Linked DNA regions of Mus musculus: region 1 is linked to region 2. A link is a loop called in an ENCODE intact Hi-C map of the cell type or tissue named here. Cell type or tissue: heart. All regions are shown on one strand. Links, peaks and the distances in the headings refer to the core of each region. The heading gives the core; the rest is flanking DNA.

What was found. Hi-C counts contacts between places; a loop is a spot of excess contacts. Peaks named below come from ENCODE experiments on the same cell type or tissue, not always from the same donor. Only the 100,000 strongest peaks of a DNase experiment are listed, where the experiment ranks them.
Region 1: it touches region 2 in a loop (2.7-fold over the local background); 10 of 42 quality-filtered maps call a loop at or near these places.

What each region holds. Positions count from the first base shown.
Region 1 is chr5:100,843,197-100,849,298 of GRCm38, forward strand. It overlaps Gpat3 (glycerol-3-phosphate acyltransferase 3), which reads left to right and starts at 3,033. Exons shown (of 13, transcript NM_172715.3): 1 at 3,033-3,165; 2 at 3,459-3,752. The coding sequence starts at 3,612. It overlaps Gm46917 (a long non-coding RNA gene), which reads left to right and starts at 4,363. Exons shown (of 2, transcript XR_001784903.1): 1 at 4,363-5,013; 2 at 5,481-5,768. It also overlaps a transcript of Abraxas1 not described here. In heart, for the core only: no CTCF peak of the experiment used is centred there; DNase peaks (open chromatin) are centred at 2,455 and 3,155; H3K4me3 peaks cover 3,055 bases; H3K27ac peaks cover 2,167 bases; H3K27me3 peaks cover 365 bases.
Region 2 is chr5:100,912,042-100,918,143 of GRCm38, forward strand. It overlaps Gm36793 (predicted gene, 36793), which reads right to left and starts at 1,651. Exons shown (of 3, transcript NR_168093.1): 1 at 1,572-1,651; 2 at 1-6. It overlaps Gm36740 (a long non-coding RNA gene), which reads left to right and starts at 1,152. Exons shown (of 3, transcript XR_389418.1): 1 at 1,152-1,232. In heart, for the core only: CTCF peaks have their summits at 3,278 (motif pointing left) and 5,537 (motif pointing right); no DNase peak of the experiment used is centred there; H3K27me3 peaks cover 229 bases.

The sequences.
Region 1 (6,102 bases), core at 619-5,618, 69 kb before region 2:
AAAATAAAAAGACAAATCTCAAAGCAAACAAGAAAAGACCAATGAGAGAAAGAGAGAGAGAGAGAGAGAGGATAAAAAGTGACTTTTCTTTTCCTCTCTAATCTTAGGGCTACAGCTCATGATAGAGCCTTGGCTTAGCATGTGCAAGGCCTTGGTGTTGTTAGTATTGCAACAACCAACCAACCAACCAACCAACCAGGAAGAGCGCTGCTATGTGATTTTATTTGAACCCAGGGCCTTGCGCATGAGCTCTCCTAGTAAGGAGCATTCTCAGGCTGCCTCCCCTCTTCCCTCCCTTCCTTCCCTCCCTCCTCTTCCTAGGCAGGGACTAGATATATAGACTTGTTTCCATATCTGCTACATCTGACTACCCCTCCCTGCCATGGAACACATAGGGTGGACTACTGTCTGTCATTGGGCTTAGGGAAAACAAACAAACAAACGAACAAACAAACCCAAAAGTGGGGAAAAAAAAAAAACGGGCAGTGGTGGCGCACACCTGTAATCCCAGCACTTGGGAGGCAGAGGCAGGTGGATTTCTGAGTTCAAGACCAGCCTGGTCTACAGAGTGAGTTCCAGGACAGCTGGACTGTGCAGAGAAACCCTGTCTCAAAAACAACAACAACAAAAACAAAAAACAAAAAAAATGGAGCTCTTATCCTTCAGTTGAACATCTGACCCAAAGTACTGCACGTGTAGGAAGAGCCTCTCTGGAACTCTATCTATCTGTATTAAAGTCAGACTGCAGAACTGAATCCACAACTGTCGTCCACCCCACCCTGAGGTCTCACAGTCTGTCCCAGAATAAAAGACTTAAGTAACAGAACCACACCAGACAGATTCCTATCTGTTCCTTGAGTTCATTCAAATACTAGAAAGATGCCCAGTATGTGAACAGGGACAGAGACTAGAGTCACAGAAACCACAGAACTCTTGGAACATCAGCAGCTGGAAGAGGAAGGATTCTCCCTAGAGCTCTTGCGGGCAGCCTGACTATGTATTACAGCATCTTAGTTTCAGACTTCTGGCTTCCATAAAGGTGGAAGCTCCAAGTGTGATCTGTTAAGGCAGGGGAGTCCTCACTGCAGGAAGGGGTTTCTGAGGAGGTAAAGTGCTGAACCTCTGCTTTTCTAAGGTTGCCAAGGTGAGCCTGTGTCTTTTAGGAGGCTTTGTGACATTGCTGGGGTGTGTGGGGGTGGGTAAGACATTCCTAAACAAAGCCCCAAACCAAAGCGTTCACACCTTTGATTATGAACAACAAGCCTTCCTGGGCACTGGGGTGTTTGTGTGCTGAGCAGAAACAGGGGGCCTCCTGTTTGTTTCCTCTGCAGGGTGAACAAGGGAGCAGCCCTTAGTCACTTCAGCTGGAGGGAATAATAGAGGTTAAATATTTTATTGGAACATTAACTGAGCTAATAAACCCTAGCTTGTGGCCTAACTATATAAACCACACATGCGCTCAGAGATATGTTGGCCAGCTTCCAGTTTCCTTCTGCACATACATAGAGGTTTATTTGATTTTTAGATGGTGTCTAAGAAAGCCCATGCTGGACTTGAACTCCTGATCCTCTTGTTTCTATTTCTTAAGCGCTGGGGTTACAGGTTTTCCACATAATGCCTGGTAGATGCTTTTCAAAAAATAATTTTTGTTACGTTTTATTTATTTTGTGTGTGTGGGGAGGCATGCCACCGAGCACAGGTGGGCAGGAGATAAATTGGTTCTCCCCTTATACGGGGGGGGGGGGGGGGGGTAGTGGTGGTGTCCAAAGATTGACGGGTCATCCTAGCTGACTGGCATCAGGCAACTTTGTTGATGAGCCACCTCAATGACCCCAGAAGCTGTTTTGAGAGTAAGCTCCGTTTCCTTCATAACTTCATTGTCCTCCCCTTCCCCCTTCTTAGTGGGAAAAGTGTCTTACACCTACCTGGCAGGAGGCTCAGAGAACAAACTTGTACAGTCTTTAAGGCCGGCTTCCTTCTTCCTCCACCCCTTCTGGAGGTGAGGGCAGCTTTCTCTGCAATATTTGCTGTAAATACTTTCAGTTCATTTTGCTAGCTCTCTCACTTTTTCCAGCTCCCAAACTGACTCCCGACTGTCAACAGTAAGAGTTTGGTCCTTCTAAGAATTGAGGGCCGACTCGGTGATGGTTTGGATCCTAGTCAGTCGCTTTGCAAACTGCTGCTCTCAATATCTTTTCTCACGCTTATTGTTAAAACTGGTTGTCCTGCAGTGGAATACGCGTGCAGGATTTTCCCTTCTTCGTTCTAGTAAGGCCGTTCATCACAGCGGCGTGGGACGTGGACCCCTGAGAAACTCTTAGCCAGTTAGGTGAAGGTTAGTATTTGCGCAGCGTTTTCTGCAGTCGGTGTAGGCGGATGCTAGGGAAGCTTAGACTGGAATCTCCTCCAGGGAGGGGAGTGACAAACAGCCTCTAGGGTGTCCTGTCCTCCCCTCCCCCTCGCCCGCTCACCGGTCCGCCTGCCCTTTTAAAGCAAGGTCTATAAAGGATCTACCTATTTAGTCTTAAGCTGACTGTTGGAACTCAAAACAGCCCAGACCCATCTCCTCGGAATTCTCCAGTCGCAGATTCCCGAGCGTAAGTGCTGGAATTCCAGTCTTCTGCGACACAACCGCTTGGAATTTCTGGGTCTATTTTGTGGCTAGAGAGGTGGTGGCAGAGTGGCTAAGGCGACTTGTGGAGAGAGAGAAAGCGGGCGAGCTTTCTTTCCCTGACTGCAGCTAGGAAGGAGGTAAGAGAGAGCCACGAGCCACGGTGCGCGACTGCCTCACCCTTGTTCAGTAGTTTCCTCCTCCCGAAAGCCCTTCCCAGGAGGTCGTGTTGCAGGCTCACAAACAAGATCTTCCGCAGCGATCGGGGACGTCAGCGGTCCGTTCTGTGGGTGAAGATGGAAAGTCTGCTACCGAAAGAACCTTTGCTGGGAGTGCGGGGGGGCGGGGCGGAGGGCGGCGGCTCTCTAGGCAGCAGCGCCCGGGAGACGCGGTCATGCCCCGGAGCTCCCTGTTGGGTGGCGATGGGGGTGGGGCAAGGGTAGAGTGTAGAAAAAGGGAGCCCGGCGCCCGAAAGCCACTGGCTACCCGCATAGCCCGCAGCCCACGCCGAGGTGCAGGGAACCTGCGGGGATCCTCGCTGCCGGAGGGCCTCGGTGAGTCACCGCGGGGTTGTCGCAATCGTTACCCGGAGGAAATCAGGCCCGGGGTGGGGCGCGTTCCTGGCTGCCTCCATGCACTCTGACTGCACTAGGGTGTCCCGTAGGTCACCCAGCTGGGTCTTCTCGCCAGAGACACTCAGGTCTGAGCCGGCTGCCGTGGCTACAGCTTGGCCTGGGCCTCCAGTAGAGAGTGAGCTTGCGGGGCCAACCGGGACCCAAGGGGAGGAAGCAAGGAGATCGCAGTAGTTCTGAGAGTTCTCGCCTTCCCTTTCCTCTTCGCTCCGCAGAGCTGAAGGGAACGAGGCGGGCGGCAAAGACTCCTCAGAGCCCGGCTCCGGGCTGGACGCTGTGTTTTCCGAACTGCGGCTGGACTGCCTGGGACTCTGACACCTACCGCTCTCGGCTTTCCTGGGGACCTCTTCCTGAGGGCGTGCTGAGACATGGAGGGCGCAGACCTGGCGGTGAAGCTCCTGTCCACCTGGCTGACGCTGGTGGGCGGCCTCATCCTTTTACCCTCGGCCTTCGGATTATCCCTGGGTATCTCGGAGATCTACATGAAGATCCTGGTGAAAACCTTGGAGGTGAGTGCAGGAAAGGATGTGGAGCTCCCGCTGCTCTGAGGACTTCGGATCTTGGAGTGGCAGGGGTTGAGCTTTGAACTGTGAAAGCAATTTGGGCAAGGGGGTCAGTCAGTGGTGGGAGGTCGGGGTGGAGATGGAACGGGGACCCGAGAGAATATTTCAGTTTCTGGTCTGCTGTAGTGAGAAAGACAGCCTGATACCAGTCAAGAACAGTAGCCCACCTCACAAGAATCCCTCTATCTGTATTTCTTCTTCACTACTATTTTTTTTTTTTTTTTTTTTTTTTTCTTACTAGATTAACCCCAGGACAGCCGTTTGCTGTATCAGCAGGTTTATTACCCACTATGCCTCTCGGGCTGTCACTTCACTCTTGAGTTTTTACAGCCCCAGGTTTCAGAGGTCCTTTTGTGACTACAGAGGCATCCTGTTCCACTTGGTGCCCAATATAAGACACCAAATGGCTGGGTGGCAGAGAAGAATCTGATTTTTTTTTTTTTTTTTTTTTTTTTTTTTTTTTTTTTTGGTTTTTCTGGACAGGGTTTCTCTGTGTAGCCCTGGTTGTCCTGGAACTCACTCTGTAGACCAGGCTGGTCTCGAACTCAGAAATCTGCCTGCCTCTCTGCCTCCCGAGCCTCCCGAGTGCCCGGCTGAAGAATCAGATTTTATTTTAATGTAGTCACGGGGATTTTTATCTAATCAGGTGCACTGGAATACTATCCCAAAGGTTTCTGGTCCTGGGTTTGTTTGCAGATTTCAAGGACAAAGGTGTTAGATCCAACTGAGTGGAGGGACAGGAGGGACGACATCAGCATAAGCTTATACACTCTTTTTTAGTAAAATTTAGAAGGCCACTCCAGGCCGGGAGGCAAGTGATGTGAGAATCGGAGTTCAGACGTTTGCTTGAGTTAAGTGTGACAACAGTGAATGCAGAGGCTCTGTAGGCTGTACAGCTTTGCATTGGTTTGGTACCCAAATCTCATCCCTGTTTCTCTGTATCTGATCTAGCAAGGTCATCTGATCCCTGTACCTTATAGTATTCGCCCTCAAAAGAGGGGAAACAATGCCTATTTGCATATAGATTTTGTTTTGGTTTTGAGACAGGATCTCACTCTTGGTGCCCTGGCTGGCTTTGAAGTTCTTGACAATCCACCTTCTGTTTTCTGGTGTTACAGAGTGGGACCGTCAGACTTAGCTTTCCACGTAGTTTTTAGGAGTGCGAACACATCAGTGCATTGAGTCCGTAGGAGGGCACTCGTGCATGGTGGGTGCCTTGTGTCTTTATGATTAAATGACGGGGTACGATTGCTTAGATTCTGCTGCCTTCGGTTTCTCCTGATTCTTTATTACCATCTGTAGCTGTGCACTTTTTTGACCTGTACTTTCTGCCCTCCCGTAGGACTTGGCTCTGTCCCTTGCTTTTAGCACTGGAGTGGCTCCTAGATGCACATCTCTACCTCTGCTGCTTGCTAATGCTTTCCCTTAGGCCTTTGCTGGACTTTCTCTTTGCTGGCCACTTTGTGAGTCCTTAAAATGGTTAGATTCTTTTATCTGCCCCACTCTCTCTTCCAAAATGGCATCTCACTTCTTAGCTCACACTTGCTGGCCTTGAACTTGGCTCTTGCTGCTTCAGGTTCCCAAGCACTGAGTGATGTGTGCCACCTTGTTAGCTAGCCTTCAAGGTTTTAACTTTTTTTTTTTCTCTTCTCTCTTCTTATTGCCATTACACAGTGTTGTAGTCACACTATGCTGCGGATTTTAGTTTCCTCCCTACTGGCCGTTCTTCAGAATGCTAACTCCACATACAGCAGTGATCCTCTTCAGCACTGCCTCCTGAAATGACCTAGCTGGTTTCTTGGGCAGCAGTGTCCTTTGGAGAACCAGATAAGGGGAATCACAGGCACATGCTGGCTTCCAGGTGCTCATTACTGCCTCGCTTTAATCTCCAAGGAGGGCGTCACCACCCAGTTGTTCTCGGTCGTCAAATTACTGTATTTGATGAGATGATTGCCCATCCAGGTTCTGGCTTTTGAGTTTGTTTGTCCGGGCCCCAAGCGTTTTCCATCCAGAGCAGAAACCAACGTCAGAGAAGATCTCTATTTCTCTCCACATGTGCATTGACCTTAAACCCAAGAAATACACACACGGCACACTCATCCCACACCTTGCCACAACAGTCACACCACAGCCCCCGACCATAAGCCAATCACACACATACACTCTTCATTGTCTATTGTGTGTTTACTTTAAATTTTTAAAAAAGATTTATTTTTTATTATATGTAAGTACACTGTAGCTGTCTTCAGACACACCAGAAGAGGGCATCAGATCTCATTACAGATGTTTGTGAACT
Region 2 (6,102 bases), core at 543-5,542:
ATGGGGCTGGAAGACATAGCTCAGTGGTTAAGAATGCTTGCTGCACACACATGAAGATCCAAGTCTGGACACCTGTAGCCCTCACCGCCATTCCATTCAGTAGCTAGCTGAGTCGCTCCAGAGTGGCAGTTCACAACCTGTGGCTCGCGACCCCTACGACAAACCTCTATCTCCAAAAAATAGGTATGATACGGTTCATAAAAGTAGCAAAATCACAGTTACAAAGTAGTAGTGAAGATAATTTTATGGTTGGGGCCACTACAATGTGTGGGACTGTATGCATTCAAGAGTTGCAGCATTAGGAACGTTGAGAACCACCGCCCTAGATAGAGCCTCTGTCTGCCTTTCCCGTTGCTTCTCTGTTTCTCCCTTCCTCCTGTGCTCGTGCTGAGGAGGGAGGCTGTCATGAACCTGAAGCTTGCAAGGGCCCCGAGGAGCCTCAAGAATTGTGTGGGTAGGAACGTGACTTCTTTTCTGATTGGCCCTCCAGAGACTGGAGGCTGGGCCAACATCCAGAATGCAGCTTCTGACTCTGCGCCAGGTAACCCAGCTAAACCACATCCTGATACCTGCACGGTATTATTTTAAGCTGCTGAGCTTGTGGCAAACAGCTACTCAGAAGTAGGTGGCTGGCGCTCACCTCTCATTGAAGGAGCCTTGAAGGGGTGACTTAGCTACAGCCAAGCAGGGCTCTGCTCACTCACCACAGTTTCCTTCTTCTGCCAGGGAACGACATTGTCCCTAGGAAGCAGCCCCCAGCCAGCTGCTACATTTCTCAATGCCCCTTTTCATCTGAATGGAGCCATTGACTGGTTCTCAACAAGGAGAGTGGAAACCACCTGGGATGGGATTTTCTCCACTCTCTTAGCCTGTCTGCCAGTTGGAAGCAGAAGGCCAAAGCCCAAGAGCCCTAAGGAGCCCCAAGCAAGAGGACTTGGTACTTCACTTCCTCACATAAAGAGAGGTTACCCACTGATACGGAACAGCTGGACGACATTCATCAGACTGGGGAAAAATCAACCAACCAACCAACCAACCAACCAACCAACCAACCAGCCTTCATGATGTTAAGCCATAGACTTCTCAGGTTTTGTCTATTGTAGCAATGCATTTGTTTAACATTTTATCAATTTTCTTACTTCAGAAATGGAAAGTTGTTGTGATCGAATGAAACACTGGTCAAATTTTAAACTGTCATGAACTAATGACAGTGTCCTCACAGTGTCCTCGAGGTAAGTAACCGGAGAAGGAATTCCTTGCTCTCGGGGTGCTGAAGCTACAGAGCGGTTATGTGAGTCGAGGTCAGTGTGGAGAGCAGAGGTGGGGCTAAGCCTAAAGCTTCCTATCTCCTGCCAGATTGTCTTCCAGTCCTGCAAATGCATCTAGGAGTGGGCAGAGGGCGGGGCTTGCTGGAGGACATTTCTTTTGAACTTGAGAGAGAATGGGTGACTCAAGCCTGCTCGTGTGCATTGGAACCAAATGCCTCCCTCCACTTTGGCTTCACACTGGGCTGTCTGCTTATGCAAAAGAACCGAAGCTATGCCGTGCGTGTGTTTAGTTAAGAGACTAACCTGTAAGCCTTCCTGGCCCAAGGACAGTTAGCTTCCTGGAATCCTGGGGGCTGTTGTTCATGTAAGATTACAAGCCAGGTGTTGTTCACTTTTGTAAAAAAGGTTGGTTGCCCTGGCTCAGAAGGATAAGCTTGGTCACACATAGGTGGGAAGTATGTCATAATGTATACTTGCCTCTGATTGGATGAAGTCGATACATATGTAGCCTTGTGGGTTCTGCCCAAACTAATGTAACTAGCAACCATTTTCTGGGAATCCAAGGTATGGACCTGGCCAGTGTCCATTATCTTGGCAAGTGTTTAATTTGGTTTAAAAATTGTGATAGTGATTTTATTCTCTCCCAAGAGATCAACAAGCCAAGAAGGATTATCTATCTATCTATCTATCTATCTATCTATCTATCTATCTATCCATCTATCTCTATATCATTCTATCTATCATTCTATCTATCTATCTATCTATCTATCCATCTATCTCTATATCATTCTATCTATCATCCTATCTATCTATCTATCTATCTATCTATCATTCTATCTCTTTCTATCTATTTACATATATCATTCTATTATCTATCTATCATTCTATCTTATCTATCATTCTCTCTATCTTTCTATCTTCATCTATTATTCTACCTACCTACCTATCATTCTATCTATTATCTATCAATCAATCTATCATTCTATCTATCTATCTATCTATCATCTATCTATCTATCAATCTATCATCTCTCTCTCTCTCTCTCTCTCTATCCTATCTATCTAATCTAATTTATCTATATTTTGAGACAGGGTTTCTCTGTGCATCCCTGGCTGGAACTAACTCTGTAGACCAGGCTGGCCTTGAACTCAGAGAGATCCGCCTGCCTCCTGAGCACTTCAATTAAAGTTGTGTGCTACTGACACCCTGCCAAGTAGGGAAGTTTTAATAGAGTGTACAGAATTTTTATTATGGTGATAGGAACCTTATATTTTATCCAAGAGGTCAAGCCCTTCCATTTTCAAAACACCCATTAAAACCTCATTTAAAGGGGCTGGAGAGATGGCTCAGCAGTTAAGAGCACTATCTGTTCTTTCAGTGGTCCTGAGTTCAATTCCCAGCAACCACCTGGTGGCTCACAACCATCTGGGATCTAATCCTGTCATCCAGCATGCAGGCATACACGAAGATAGAGCACTCATATACATAAAATAAGTAAATCTTAAAAAAAACAAACAAACCCAAAAACCTCATGAAAAGACAGTGTTATTTGTGCAGTAAGCCGGAACCGGAAGTTGTAGGCAGAAGACTTCTCCAACTCACCAGTGCACTAAATCTGGGCTGAGATAGGGACACAGACTTGTGATATCCCGGTAGGTAACAACCTTACAGTAAAGCTCTTTGGCCCTGAAGGCTAATCAGGCTAGTGGATGGGTGGGTTATAGGGCTCTGTGATCTCAGCTGTCGCAGAGCATTTCATACAAAATCTCCTAAACCCATTGCAGGTTGATGTTGTCCTGAAAGAGATGGCCACACTATAGCTTTCCACACCTGCTTGGTTTTAAGCACTCCATGCAGGGTGCCCTACTCGGCACAGCTGTAACCATTGGAGTGCATTCGGAACCATTGAGAGTTTTCAACTGATTATGATTTGTGAATGTGGCTATCAGCTAGAATGGCTGGTTGGGAAGCCATGGAACGAAAGCTTGAGGAGAGCGCCATCTTGTGGACTTTACGTGTAGCATCGTGACTACATTGAGTTCAACTTAACTTGCTAGAAGTAAGTTTTTAAAACTTGGAAACAGAACCCATTTCAGCTGGATTCAACAGATCCCATGGAAGTGAAGGCATTGCGGTGGGAACTAGATCCTTGGAAGGCAGATCCAGGGTAGACCCGAGGTTCATTAGAACCTGCAATCTCTTCATTATTTCCAGCTGGCTTTATACACCCATCAGGAAGATAGATTGTTGCCCCAAACCACAATTTCAAATCAAATAGCGTTTTCATGTTGTGACTCAGCTATATAGAGAAAAAGCTTAAAGACTCTGGCCTCACTGGGTCACAGGTTAGTCATGCAGTTGGGTGAGTAGGACTCCATGGTCACCCAGCGCCTATCCCCCGTGATTGGGGGGACAGGAAACAGGGTAGGCTATGTTACCCCAGGAGGAGTGGTTGTAGTGAGAATATTTGCTGGGAAAGTGTGAAACCTTTAAAGAGTAACCCGTCCTGCTTTGTTCCAAAGGCCCAGCTTTTCCCCAGGCACGCTGTTCTGAAAGATCCTATCTTCCATTGTTTTCCTGAGGGCAACACAAGAGCTCACCCCCCCCACCCCCCCCCCTCCCGCCGCTGCCACCGAGGAGAGGACTCAAAGGCGCAGTGAGCTACTCAACAGGAGTCTGGGTTTTCAAGATGCTGTGTGTTCCCCAGGGGTCCAATACAGCATCCATTCCTGGTCCTCGAATCCGGGTCCACTAAGGAAAACTCTTGGGGTGGGAGTGATGGCTTCACAGTCAAAGAGCACTGGCTGCTCTTGCAGAGGACTGGGGTTTGATTCCTAGCGCCCACATGACAGCTCCCCACAGTCTGTCATCAGTTCTAGAGCACACTTCTCTCCTCTTCAGGCAACAGGTACATACCAATATGTGCAGGCAACACACACACACACACACACACACACACACACACACACACACGGGGGGGGGGGATAAAATAAATAAATCTTTAAAAAAAGAAAAAAATGACAATAAAGTCAATTTGTTTGGATAAATGTGTTTCGAGTTCATATGACAACATATCGTTGAAAAATCCCCAAAAGATTCCTGAAGGAGTCTTGCTTTATTGGGTCAAAGGTTTACAAGAGGTTCCCTCGTCTGATTTGTTGTTTCAAAGAATCAGCAATTTGAGACTCAAGTACCCAACAAGTATTGCTGTAGGGTCAAGGAACCTGCCCTTGACTTCTGTGTGTTTAAAGACGGGAGATATAGTCATAGTTCCATAGTACGCAGTATTATGGAGCTGGGATTGCGTCACAGACCACACACACACTTTGCTTAGAGCATTTACAGGAAAGGGTGTGTCTTTCATAGCTGGAGCTTTGAACTCTGAAGCCACTGACGTAGCAAACCTCATTGACAGAGGATAAGGAGCCTCCAGACTCAGGGGAACGATTTGGATTGATTTCAGATCAGAAGATACTTAGCAACGACTTGTCCAAAAATACGGGTCATTTTCTTCTGTGTGCTTATCACCATCATTATTTGCTTCCGTCTTTTGTACAAAGCAGAGTCTGGTCGGTGTGCCTGAAGGCCAATTTATCTCAAAGAAGAATATTCAAATCGATTTGCATCATTCAGTGCTAGTTTTGAAGCTCGTTGTCCTGTTGGCAATTCTAAAGCAATTTAAAGCAAAACCAAATGCGTTATCTTTAAAACATACGTTCAGTTTAATGATTGGGAGGGATGGATTGGCAGTGCACCGATGGAGGATGGGTTTCGACTTGCGATTAACCAGGCCTAGTTCTGATGTCACTTTTATTAGTGGAGTGACTTCTATCAAACTCCTTGACCTTTAGAGGCCTCTGTTTCGCCATCTGAGTAATTAGGGGGAATACAGACCTTTGTGAGCATTAAATAAATATGCAATAGTTTATCACAGAGCAAGGGTTCAATAAATGTTTACAATGAAAATCAGAACAAACACCGTTCCTATTTTATAGGCAGGAATTATGTGGTTAAAAATCTATTAATGACAAACAGAATATCGATTTAATGGCCGTTACTCATACTATTGATTACTGTGGTCTTCACTGGGGACCAGTGTCATCTGGGGTTGAGTACTGAGAACACAGAGATTAAAATTTTAAAAACAATTTATTATATCGAGTGTGGTGTTGGGGAGTTACTGACCTAGGAAAACACAGCTCGCTGAGCGGAGGGTTGACACGCGATAGGGTGGGGGCGCTGTTTCCTGCTGTAGCGGGCTTATCTCACCAGCAGATGGCGCTCCTCTGTCTGGCCCTTCAATGCCCCTTCCTTGTTCCTTTCAGGGGGAATATCACTCACATGTAGGAGTCACTGAGACAGTGTGGCTCAGTCGCTGCTTTCTTCCCCGAGGAAGCCTGTCTTCTGGAAGCTGGCAATTTCCCCGTAAATATAATTGGCAGGTCCCGTTTTTCACAGGCTCACCTTGGTCACTGCTACGTGTGATTCAGGACAATTTGTGGGAAAGATAGATGCCATTTATTAAACTTTTTCAAATCACAAAGTTCTGTTACACACCTTGGGGAACATTCTAAAAGCCCAACTAGAATATACCTCAGAGTCATTTATTGCAGGGGCAGTGTGTGTGTGAATGAGTGTGTGAGTGTGTGTGAGAGTGTGTGTATGTGTGTTTGTGTATGAGAATGAGTGTGTGTGTGTGAATGTGTGTTAAAAAAGCAACGTCATTTATTTACCAGTCCCCATGCCTCACTGATTGAAGGTCATTTGGACAGTATTAATGCTGATGCTGGGTCTGGGGGAGATGGTGGGCAAGACTGCTTCCTTCGCCACCACG